2 separate regions of the Homo sapiens genome follow, and region 1 is linked to region 2. The links are chromatin loops, found by intact Hi-C in ENCODE. Cell type or tissue: heart right ventricle. All regions are shown on one strand. Links, peaks and the distances in the headings refer to the core of each region. The heading gives the core; the rest is flanking DNA.

What was found. Hi-C counts contacts between places; a loop is a spot of excess contacts. Peaks named below come from ENCODE experiments on the same cell type or tissue, not always from the same donor. Only the 100,000 strongest peaks of a DNase experiment are listed, where the experiment ranks them.
Region 1: a loop joins it to region 2, with 4 times the contacts of the local background. A loop is called at or near these places in 2 of 110 quality-filtered maps.

The regions. Positions count from the first base shown.
Region 1 is chr17:27,312,897-27,318,276 of GRCh38, forward strand. WSB1 (WD repeat and SOCS box containing 1) reads left to right here. Exons shown (of 9, transcript NM_015626.10): 9 at 1-3,030. Among named protein-coding and RNA genes, the nearest start is that of LINC03146, 17 kb to the right of the region's middle. In heart right ventricle, for the core only: no CTCF peak of the experiment used is centred there; a DNase peak (open chromatin) is centred at 2,665; H3K27ac peaks cover 2,579 bases.
Region 2 is chr17:27,259,850-27,265,229 of GRCh38, forward strand. No RefSeq gene overlaps it. Among named protein-coding and RNA genes, the nearest start is that of MIR4522, 31 kb to the right of the region's middle. In heart right ventricle, for the core only: no CTCF peak of the experiment used is centred there; no DNase peak of the experiment used is centred there; H3K27ac peaks cover 2,476 bases.

The sequences.
Region 1 (5,380 bases), core at 52-5,051, 53 kb after region 2:
CAGGCGTGGTGGTGCACACCTGTAGTCCTAGCTACTTGGGAGGCTGAGGCAGGAGAATTGCTTGAACCCAGGAGGTGGAGGTTGCAGTAAGCCAAGATCACACCACTGCACTCCAACCTGGACAACAGAGCGAGACTCCATCTCAAAAAAAAAAAAAAATTGTGTTGCCTCATACGAAATGTATTTGGTTTTGTTGGAGAGTGTCAGACTGATCTGGAAGTGAAACACAGTTTATGTACAGGGAAAAGGATTTTATTATCCTTAGGAATGTCATCCAAGACGTAGAGCTTGAATGTGACGTTATTTAAAAACAACAACAAAGAAGGCAGAGCCAGGATATAACTAGAAAAAGGATGTCTTTTTTTTTTTTTTTACTCCCCCTCTAAACACTGCTGCTGCCTTAATTTTAGAAAGCAGCTTACTAGTTTACCCTTGTGGTATAAAGTATTATAAATTGTTGTGAATTTGAAGAATCCGTCTACTGTATTATTGCTAAATATTTTGTTTATACTAAGGGACAATTATTTTAAGACCATGGATTTAAAAAAAAAAAAAAAAACTCTGTTTCTGCAGGGGATGATATTGGTGAGTTGCCAAAGAAGCAATACAGCATATCTGCTTTTGCCTTCTGTTGTTTATCTTACCTGCAGATATTAAGAATGTATGCATTATGTAAAATGCTCAATTATATATTTTTGTTGAGTTTTTTAATTAAAGACTTGTAAAAAAAAAAAACAGTATATTGCAAATGTTTCTTAAATAGGTTAGGTGGAGTACTTTCTCTCTGTCTCCATTGTAAGGTTGATGGTACACCACAGGCAAATTAAGCAAAAAGGACAATGAAGAAAGAATGCAGGACTCAGGCGCTGCTCTAGAATTCATTCAGGGCTCCCCGAGTGCAGCAGCTCTTATGGTGGTTTTGTTTTTAGGAGAACTGTTGTAATAATGCATATTTTAAAAGCATAGGGAAGCTCTAGAACACAGGAAGGTGACTACTAAGCAAGAGAAAAGTATCTTTTAGTGGGGAACTACCAGCCTATAGTAAGTCTATCTGGTTAAAGTAGTTATTATGAAAATCTAGCAGTCTGGGTCCTTTGAGAAGGCATTAAAAAAGCAAAACTCTTATGAGCCATGTGTGATTTTGAAGACTCATTTCCACTGAGAAATTATTTGGAAGTTCCTATGGTTAGCTCTGTTAAGGAATGTAAAAATTTATAGGGGGTGTAGGGTTATCAATTTGAAAGCCAGTAGAAAATCTGCTCAAGTTACTTCTTGAGGATCATCTGTATTTTACAAAAAGAAGCACAAGAAGCATCTAATCTTTATACTTCTTGTGACTTTTTTTCCCCTGCATTTTACTTTGTAATATATCGGCTTTATAATTTTAAAATACACTGGCCGGGCGCAGTGGCCCACACCTATAATCCCAGCACTTTGGGAGGCCAAGGCAGGTGGGTCACTTAAGGCCGGGAGTTCATGACAAGCCTGACCAACATAGTGAAACCCCTGTCTCTACTAAAATTACAAAAATTAGCTGGGCATGGTGGTGGGTTCCTGTACTCCTAGCTACTTAGGAGGCTGAGGCAAGAGAATTGCTTGAACTGGAGAAATGGAGGTTGCAGTGAGCTGAGATCACGCAACTGCACTCCAGCCTGGGTGACAGAGTAAGACTCTAAATAAATAAGATACCATTACTTTTCATATCATTGCATTATTTTTGCTTTCCACACCAACATATCCAGTCAAGTAAAAACAGCTTTTTTTATTTTTTATTTTTTATTTTTTTTGAGACGGAGTCTCACACTGTCACCTGGGCTGGAGTGCAGTGGTGCGATCTTGGCTCACTGCAGCCTCCACCTCCTGGGTTCAAGCAATTCTCCTGCCTCAGCCTCCCAAGCAGCTGGGATTACAGGCGCTCCCCCACCACGCCCAGCTAATTTTTGTTGTATTTTTAGGACAGACGGCGTTTCACTGTTGGCCAGACTGGTCTCAAACTCCTGACCTCGTGATCCGCCCGCCTCGGCCTCCCAGAGTGCTGGGATTATAGGTGTGAGCCACCGAACCTGGCCCAAAACAGCATTTTTGGAAGCTACATTCTGTGAGATGTTCACCTGTTTGCCACCTCTTCTCGTGAAAACCATAGTGAGTGCCAGTGTGAAAGGAAGATTGCAGCGTATATGTCAAGTAGAAACATGTTTGAATTTTCCATTTGTCTGTGGGGAAGAAGGTAATAACAGTAATAACAGACTGAAGGACCAAAGGAAAATAGGGAAGACGTTGATTATGGACTTGGATCAGATTCTAGCTACATGATTTGAAAATGACACTGCCTCTCCTATTTTGCCACAAGCCTGTCATTTGGAGAACTGGCAGATCATTTATGTTCAGATTTAATTTTCTGTTTTAGAATCCCATGGAGTACATGTGAACATAGGAAAATCACACTCAGCAGCCAAGCTATCCTTTTGCGATAATGAAATCACTTTAAAACCTATAACTTGATCTTAGGTTGGCAAATCTTAAACTTAACGATCCTTGAAATTTCCTGCCTGCTGTGACTGTGATGCAGTTGGATTCAACTGGTTTACACTGCTCTTGGGTCGGCAAGACCAAAAAAGGTTGGACTGCACTGTAGCATGCTTATGGGTTGAGGCAGTGGCAGAGGCAGAGGACTTGGCCGTCAGCCAGCCAGCACAGGCGTAAGAAAATAGCATGAGAAGTTTCACGAGCCTGAAACCATTGAGACAGTGATTACAACCTCCATATTAATCAGATGAGGGTTTGTAGGTGACATAGCATTTTACCCAAGTAATTCTGAACAGACTGTGGCTTATGATAATACATTTTAACTAGCAAGTGTGTGGACTATAAAACAAATATCTAGAGTTATATATGGATGTACTATCATTTGGTGATAAAAGCATAGAAAAAGCATAAGTTGGAGTATACTGGGTTTTTTTGTTGTTGTTAAATTCTTTTCCATCAGAAGTAAGAGCTGTTGGCAGCAACTAATAAAATGCAACCTAGTGACATGCTCGTCATAACCTTGGCAGATGTTTATGGTAAGATGCTTGGAAGGAATGAACGTAAGTAGGCAATCTCAACCTGCCCTTTGATCCATAAAGCATTCTTTAGCCACCAGCAAAAATCTGGTCTGAGCCAGGTATAAAGTGACCTGTTTTATTACAGGTGGGTGGGGTAGCTTTGTGTGGTTGTTTTTTGACATTATGTATGCTTTTATTTTTTACTTTGAGGTAGGATCTCGCTCTGTCACCCAAGCTGGAGTGCAGTGGTGCAATCTCAGCTCACTGCATACTCTGCCTCCCCTGGTTCAAGTGGTTCTCGTGCATAAGCCACCTGAGTAGCTGGGATTACAGGCGTGAGCTGGGCCAATTTTTGTATTTTTAGTAGAGATAGGGTTTCATCATGTTGGCCAGGCTCGTCTTGAACTCCTGGCCTCAAGTGATCTGCCCATCTTGGCCTCCCAAAGTGCTGGGATTACGGGCATGAGCCACAGTGCCTGACCAGTCTAGGCTTATCTTAACAGTTGAGGAATCAGAAAATGATTGAATAGGGCTGGAATTGGAGAAGGAAAAAATGATTTAATTCAATTTTTATCAACTCCAGCACTATTTTCTCTATTAGAGACTACTGTCATTATCCTTCTGGTTTCTGTTTTAAAGATACTGATTAAGGAATTTTCTTTATAGTTCCACATAACAGTTGGTCTTCTGGTCTGAAAGTAGTATTACAGGTTTTGTTAGGAAAACCTATAATACAGTGTTGCCTGTCACCGTCATTATAGTGAGTTTGTGTTTGTTTGGTTTTAAATAAGGCTGAAGCATCAATGGCTCTTTCTGAAAAAATTGTTCTCCAAAAGTAAAGTGTGAGCTATAGAAATCATCTAGAACAGGGGTGTCCAATCTTTTGGCTTCCTTGGGCTACATTGGAAGAATTGTCTTGGGCCACACATAAAATACACTAACTGATGAGCTTAAAAAAGAATTACAAAAACAATCTCATAATGTTATTAAGAAGGTTTACGAATTTGTGTTGGGCCACGTTCAAAGCCATCCTGGGCCACATGTGGCCCGTGGGCTACACGTTGGACAAACTTGCTCGAGTATAGATCAGTAAGTAAGAGAAATGAAATGGCTACTCCACTGGGTCGTTTTATGCTTCCGAATTGTTGAATAATAATGAAATGTTCTTATAAAAAATAGATTAAGGATGATGGGCATTAGAGAGATACCTGAGAAAGATAATGATTAAAATAGATCCAAGAGGCCAGGTGCAGTGGCCCTCGCCTGTAATCCCAGCACTTTGGGAGGCCAAGGCAGGCAGATCACCTGAGGTCAGGAGTTCGAGACCAGCCGGCTAACATGGTGAAACCCCGTTTCTACTAAAAATACAAAAAATTAACCCAGCATGGTGGCATGCGTCTGTAATCCCAGCTACTCAGGAGGCTGAGGCAGGACAATCGCCTGAACCCGGGAGGCGGAGGTTGCGGTGAGCCAAGATTGCACCATTGTACTCCAGCCTGGGCAACAAGAGTGAAACTCCATCTCAAAAAAAAAAAGCCAAGAATGAGGCTGATATTAAACAGAAATATATATATATATGTATATATATATATTTTTTGACACGGAGACTCGCTCTGTTGCCCAGACTGGAATGCAGTGGTGCAGGCTCAGCGCACCACAACCTCCGCCTCCCGGGTTCAAGAGATTCTCCTGTCTCAGCCTCCTGAGTAGCAGGGATTACAGGCCGTGCCACCACACCTGGGTTATTTATTTATTTATTTTGAGACGGAGTCTCTCCCTGTCACCAGGCTGGAGTGCAGTGGCACATTCTCGGCTCACTGCAACCTCTGCCTCCTGGGTTCAAGCGATTCTCCTGCCTCAGCCTCCCAAGTAGCTGGGACTACAGGTGCCTGCCACCATGCCCAGCTAATTTTTGTATTTTTAGCAGAGGTGGGGTTTCACCATGGTGGCCAGGATGGTCTCGATCTCTTGACCTCGTGATCTGCCTGCGTCGGCCTCCCAAAGTGCTGGGATTACAGGCGTGAGCCACCACGCCCGGCTGTATTTTTTTTTTTTTTAGTAGAGACAGGGTTCTGCCATGTTGGCCAGGCTGGTCTGGAATTCCTGACCTCAGGTGATCCACCCACCTCAGCCTCCCAAAGTGCTGGGATTACAGGCATGAGCCATCACGCCCTGCCTTAAATGGAAATCTTAAAAGACATACATTTGCACCAAGTGAGCTAAATATTTTGGCACCAAACTCACACAAAATGGCCGGGCACAGGGGCTCACACCTGTAATCCCAGCACTTTGGGAGACTCTGGTGGGCAGATCACTTGAGGTCAGGAGCTGGAGAC
Region 2 (5,380 bases), core at 305-5,304:
GTCAGCTTCCTTTTAGCAAGCTTAAGGTCTACAGTGCAAGTCCTGCGCTTGATGATGCCAGGACTGAGCTTGTTTAATTTGGTTACTTTTCCAGATGTTTCATTAAGCGCCAAAAAAAAATTTCCTTGTCACTTTGATTGGAATTACATTAAATTTATAAATTTATTTAAGGACAACATCATCTTGATAATATCCAGTCATCCCCTCAGGGAACATGCTTTACCTTGGCATACACTCTTTCTTTAATGTCCTTCATTAAAGGTTTGTGGTTTTCTATTTCTTTTTTTCTTTGACACAGTGTCTCGCTCTATCACTCAGGCTGGAGTGCAGCGGTGTGATCGTAGCTCACTGTGGCTTCGAACTTCTGGACTCAAGCCATCCTCCTCCCTCAGCCTCTCAAAGTGTTGGGATTACAGGTGTGAGCCACCACACCCAGCCTGGTTTTCTATTTCTATTTGCATTGTTATTATAAAATAATACATATTATTATAGTATATATGAGATATATACTGGCTTTTATATAATCTATTTTTTTAACTAACATGTAAAAGCTATTGATTTTTATAAAAATACTTATTTTATATACTTCTTTTATAACTGGTCTCTTGGGTTTTTAGGTAAATGTTCATGGGATTGTGCAAATGGCAATAAATTTGACACCTTTCCAAAAGTTTTATTTTACTTGTTTTTCTTGTTGTTATTCAATGACTGGAATTTTGAGACCAAGCTTAAGCAGCAGTGGGGATAGTTTCAGATTACTAGTGGGAATGTCCCAAGTATTAACCGTTAAGGAAGGTATTAGTTTGGGACATTAATCATATCAAAAAAGCAGCCTTCTAATTCTTAACATAAGAGTTTTTGTTTGTTTTAAAAATCAGCGATGGGCCGGGCGCAGTGGCTTACGCCTGCAATCCCAGCACTTTGGGAGACCAAGGCAGGTGGGCAGATCATTTGAGGTCAGGAGTTCGAGATCAGCCTGGCCAACATGGTGAAACCCCATCTCTACTAAAAATATAAAAATTAGCTGGGCCTGGTGGCACACACCTGTGATCTTAGCCATTCGGGAGGCTGAAGCATGAGAATCGCTTGAGCCCAGGAGGCGAAGGTTCCAGTGAGCCAAGATCATGCCACTCCAGTCCAACTTGGGTGACAGAGCAAGACTCTGTCTTAAAAAAAAAAAAAAAAACCAGCAATGTTGTCAGGGTAAATTTAAATATTGGCATCTTTCTATTGCTTTTGCCTGGAATCCCTTTAAGTCTACATATATAGGCTTTGTTTTTCAATTCGGAAGTTTCTTTGATTACATCCTCCATTATTAGGTCTGTTTCAATGTTCCTGTTTTAGCCTCAGCAACATCTTAAGTTCTTAATTTTTATCTTCCTTCTCTGTCTTCTATATTTATTGCCTTTTCTCATGTTATTTTGAAATTTATTCTTTTCTTCTGCATTTTAGGAGGACTTTTGGGCCTCCATATTGTGGATTCAGTTTTCCATCTTCTTGAATCTAGAGGCTTTACTGCCGCTCATGTATTTTCAAATTCCATTATATTGTTTTAGTCCATTTATATTACTTTCTTATCCAATTCCCCTTTTGAAAAAATTTTAGTGGCCTCTGCTTTTCATCTCAGTCTACTATTTGAGAACATCAATTTTGAGCTATTGTTTCACAGAGTCCATGTTTTCATTTTGTTAGGATCACAATAAAGTTTATCATCTAAAATTTATAGGTTGGTGCAAAAGCAATTGCAGTTTTTGCCATTAAAAGTAATGGCAGGGTATTAAAGTAACACTTCAGTCTTCTACCGTAATTCTGATGTCAGTTGGATTCAGACAACCCTGGGTCAACCTTCCATCCCATGGGAAGTCCAATGCCACACCCAAGATTTCTAGGGTTCCTTGTGCTCACTGCTTGCTCCATTTTCCTGTTCCTGCTCACTAGAGCTCATTTGTTTCTTTCATTTCATGCTTGCTTTCCTCTCTGCTCAGGGCCTACTTTCTTCCCAAGGTTCTTGAACTTCCATCCCTTTCTCTCCCCAGACTCTCCCAGATCACATCCTCTCTGGTCTGCGCCAGCTCCTCCCAATTCTGGTTCCTTTCATATCTCTGGATCTTTTTGCTCACCAAACCATCTTAGCCATGCCTAGAAGGCTTCATCTTCAAAGCTAGTCATGCTCTGCAAGATATGTTCTTAAACACATTTCCCCCCACCATGAGAAATGAAGTATTCTGCTCATAAAGTAACATTTTTTTCCTCCTCAGTATACTACCATTCACCTTATTCAATAGCTTGGTTTTCCTCTTGAGTGTTACGTTCTCTTCTCTTCATGATACAGAATACTTTCATAGTTCCATGTTGGTTTTACCACCATTTCACCTTTGAAAATGGAGAGATTTATCTAAACTTTCTAGGTGACCCTGAAACAGGGTAAAATGATTTTCTTGGGATTCCATCACCAGTCGCTGTTACAATGCTCTTCTCTGTTCTTAGTTTGAAGGCCTCTTTGATGCTTAGAATAAGGGAAGAAGGGATCCAGAGCTATGAGCTGAAGGGCAGATTCTGTGATTCTAGGTGTTCGGGGATGCACCAGGCTCAGCTTTCTGACTGGCCCTGCGATGACTGGCCTGGGGGCCTCAGCATCCAGGTGTATCCCAGCCTATTGTAGTGTCCACTGTCTCTAGAAGGAGTCCTATCCCTACTCCCACACCGTGATATTCTCCATGGGGTGGCCAGTTTAACCTTGGACCACGTGCACAACTGTTTTTAAAGGTAAAAAGGATTGCAAGTAGTGCGATTGACCCAAGGTCTATTTTACTGTTAACTCTTGCTCTTTCTAATTAGGGGATGTTACTAAGATCTGAGATCTCAATTATTCCAGGATGCTGTTTCTTGGGGAGAAGGGAGGTCAGGGTATACCTGGAGCTTTTTCTTCCATGCAGATTTCTTGCTGTAGTCCAGTAGAAAGTCCTCAATATTTTTGAAATGTAGATGATAACCTTTTCTAGTTGTAGCACTGATATTTATTTTACTTATATTGTATTCCTTTCAATCAGGAGCTGGGGGTGTGGGGTGGGACAGGATTAGATGTTGACATTCAAAGTCAGGCTGGACGCAGTGGCTCACACCTGTAATCCCAGAGCTTTGGGAGGCTGAGGCAGGTGGATCACTTGATGTCAGGAGTTTGAGACCAGCATGGCCAATATGGCAAAATCCCATCTCTACGAAAAGTACAAAATATTAGTCGGGCATAGTATCATGCACCTGTAAGTCCCAGCTACTTGGGAGGTTGAGCTGGGAGAATTACTTGAGCCAAGAGGTCAAGGCTGCAGTGAGCCATTGCACTCCAGCCTGGGCAATAGAGTGAGACCCTGTCTCAAAACAAAAACAAAGTCACCTATCCTATTCAAAAGTACCAATAGTTTCTTCCTTTTGTGTTTAGTTTATGGAAAAGTTCTTTCAGTTTAAATCAGGCATTCATAATATTTCAAGTCTGAAACATGTCTAGAGAAAGGGTCTACTCAAATACACCATCACAACCTGTTTGTGCAGGCACGGAGCTGGGTAGCACTGCCTCTATTTTTGTTAGAATGATCTTTGGATTTCCTTACTCCTGTTCTGTTAGGGAGAAAAACAGCTTAGAAATATCTGAACAATTCCCAAAAATAATACACGGCTGAAAATTCCTTTGGCTATAGTTTTCTCAGGAAGCAGATCAAGCCTTTCCATTTCCTAGCAGATCCCTCAACAGTCAAAAGGACAGGGAATGTTTGTAAGGGTATCTTGTGTGCTTCTGTTCTCACCAGCCCTCAGGTCCCCTGGAAACACCAGACTCTAATAAGCAAAATAATCTAAGGAGTAAAGAAATAGCAGGCACCTTTTAGATAGGATGCGCTGCAGCCAGAACATTGACGTGCGGTCAGCTGGGCACCAAGTTGCTGTTTTGAATTTGTGAAAGTTCCATCTGTTTGGTAACCAAAATCCAGGGAAGGAAAAAATTCTGCTCCAAGTAAACTCAAATTTAGTGGCATTGGTAGAAAGATGTGAATAAGATGAGCTTCCATTTGGTAAGCAACATCCTTCTATCAGACAGGCCCATGGGGGAGTGGCACATGTGGCTTTGGGTTAAGTCACAGAGGGGTTCCAGAAACTCTGCACTGCCACAGACAGACAGTCAGGAGTTCAAGACCAGCCTGGCCAACATGGTAAAACCTCATCTCTACTAAAAATACAACAATTATCTGGGTGTGGTGGTGGGTACCTGTAATCCCAGCTACCTGGGAGGCTGAGGGAGAAGAATCGCTTGAACCTTGGAGGCGGAGGTTGCGGTGAGCTGAGATCATGCCACTGCACTCCAGCCTGGGCGACAAGAGTGAAACTCCATCTCAAAACAAAACAAAATAAAAATTATCTGGGTGTGGTGGCACGTGCCTGTAATCCCAGCTGCTCAGGAGGCTGAGGCAAGAGAATCACTTGAACCTGGGAGACGGAAGTTGCAGTGAGCGGAGATCGCACACTGCACTTCAGCCTGGACAATGGAGCGAGACCCTGCCTCAAAACAAATAAAATAATAAAGAAGCTCTCTGAATATTTCCCTTTACGGTCCTCTTGAACACTCTTGCTTAACCTTTGTGTGCCTCAGTTCTTTGACTGGTCCTTCCCTGTTCTGACATTGTTATCTATAGCATGCATTTTCTTACTTCCTTATGTGAGTTTGCTAAGCTGAAGTTGGAATTTGTGAACTTTGGACATTTCTTCTCCATTTCTCTTGTTATTGCTCAGTTTGGAGAAGTGAGGGTATAGGATATGGGTTTGCGTGTGCATGTGTGTGTGTGTGTGTGTGTGTGTGTGTGTATCAGATAACAAAAGATCTAAGATACCTCTAGCAAAAAGGCCATCAAAAGAGAAGTGGGTTGCCCTTAGATTAGTGGCACAACTGGTCTAAATAGACCCAGTATAAAATCTCTGTGAGGTCTTTATGCTTTCTGCAACCTCTTGCATACACAAGCATACTTTGTTTTGCCATACTTCAGGACATTACCTTATTAATAATTAAACACCATTGTTTTTAATAATACCAACATATTATAAAATAACTGTATATAAAAATTTTAAATCTAGGCCGAGAGTGGTGACTCATGCCTGCAATCCCAGCACTTTGGGAGACCGAGGCAGGTGGATCACTTGAGGTCAGGAGTTTGAGACCAGCCTGGCCACCATGGCAAAACACCATCTCTACTAAATAAAAAAAAAATTAGCCAGGCGTGGTGGCGCACACTAGTAATCCCAGCTACTCCGGAGGCTGAGGCATGAGAATCGCTTGAACCCAGGAGGCAGAGGTTGCAGTGAGCTGAGATAGTGCCACTGCACTCCAGCCTGGATGACA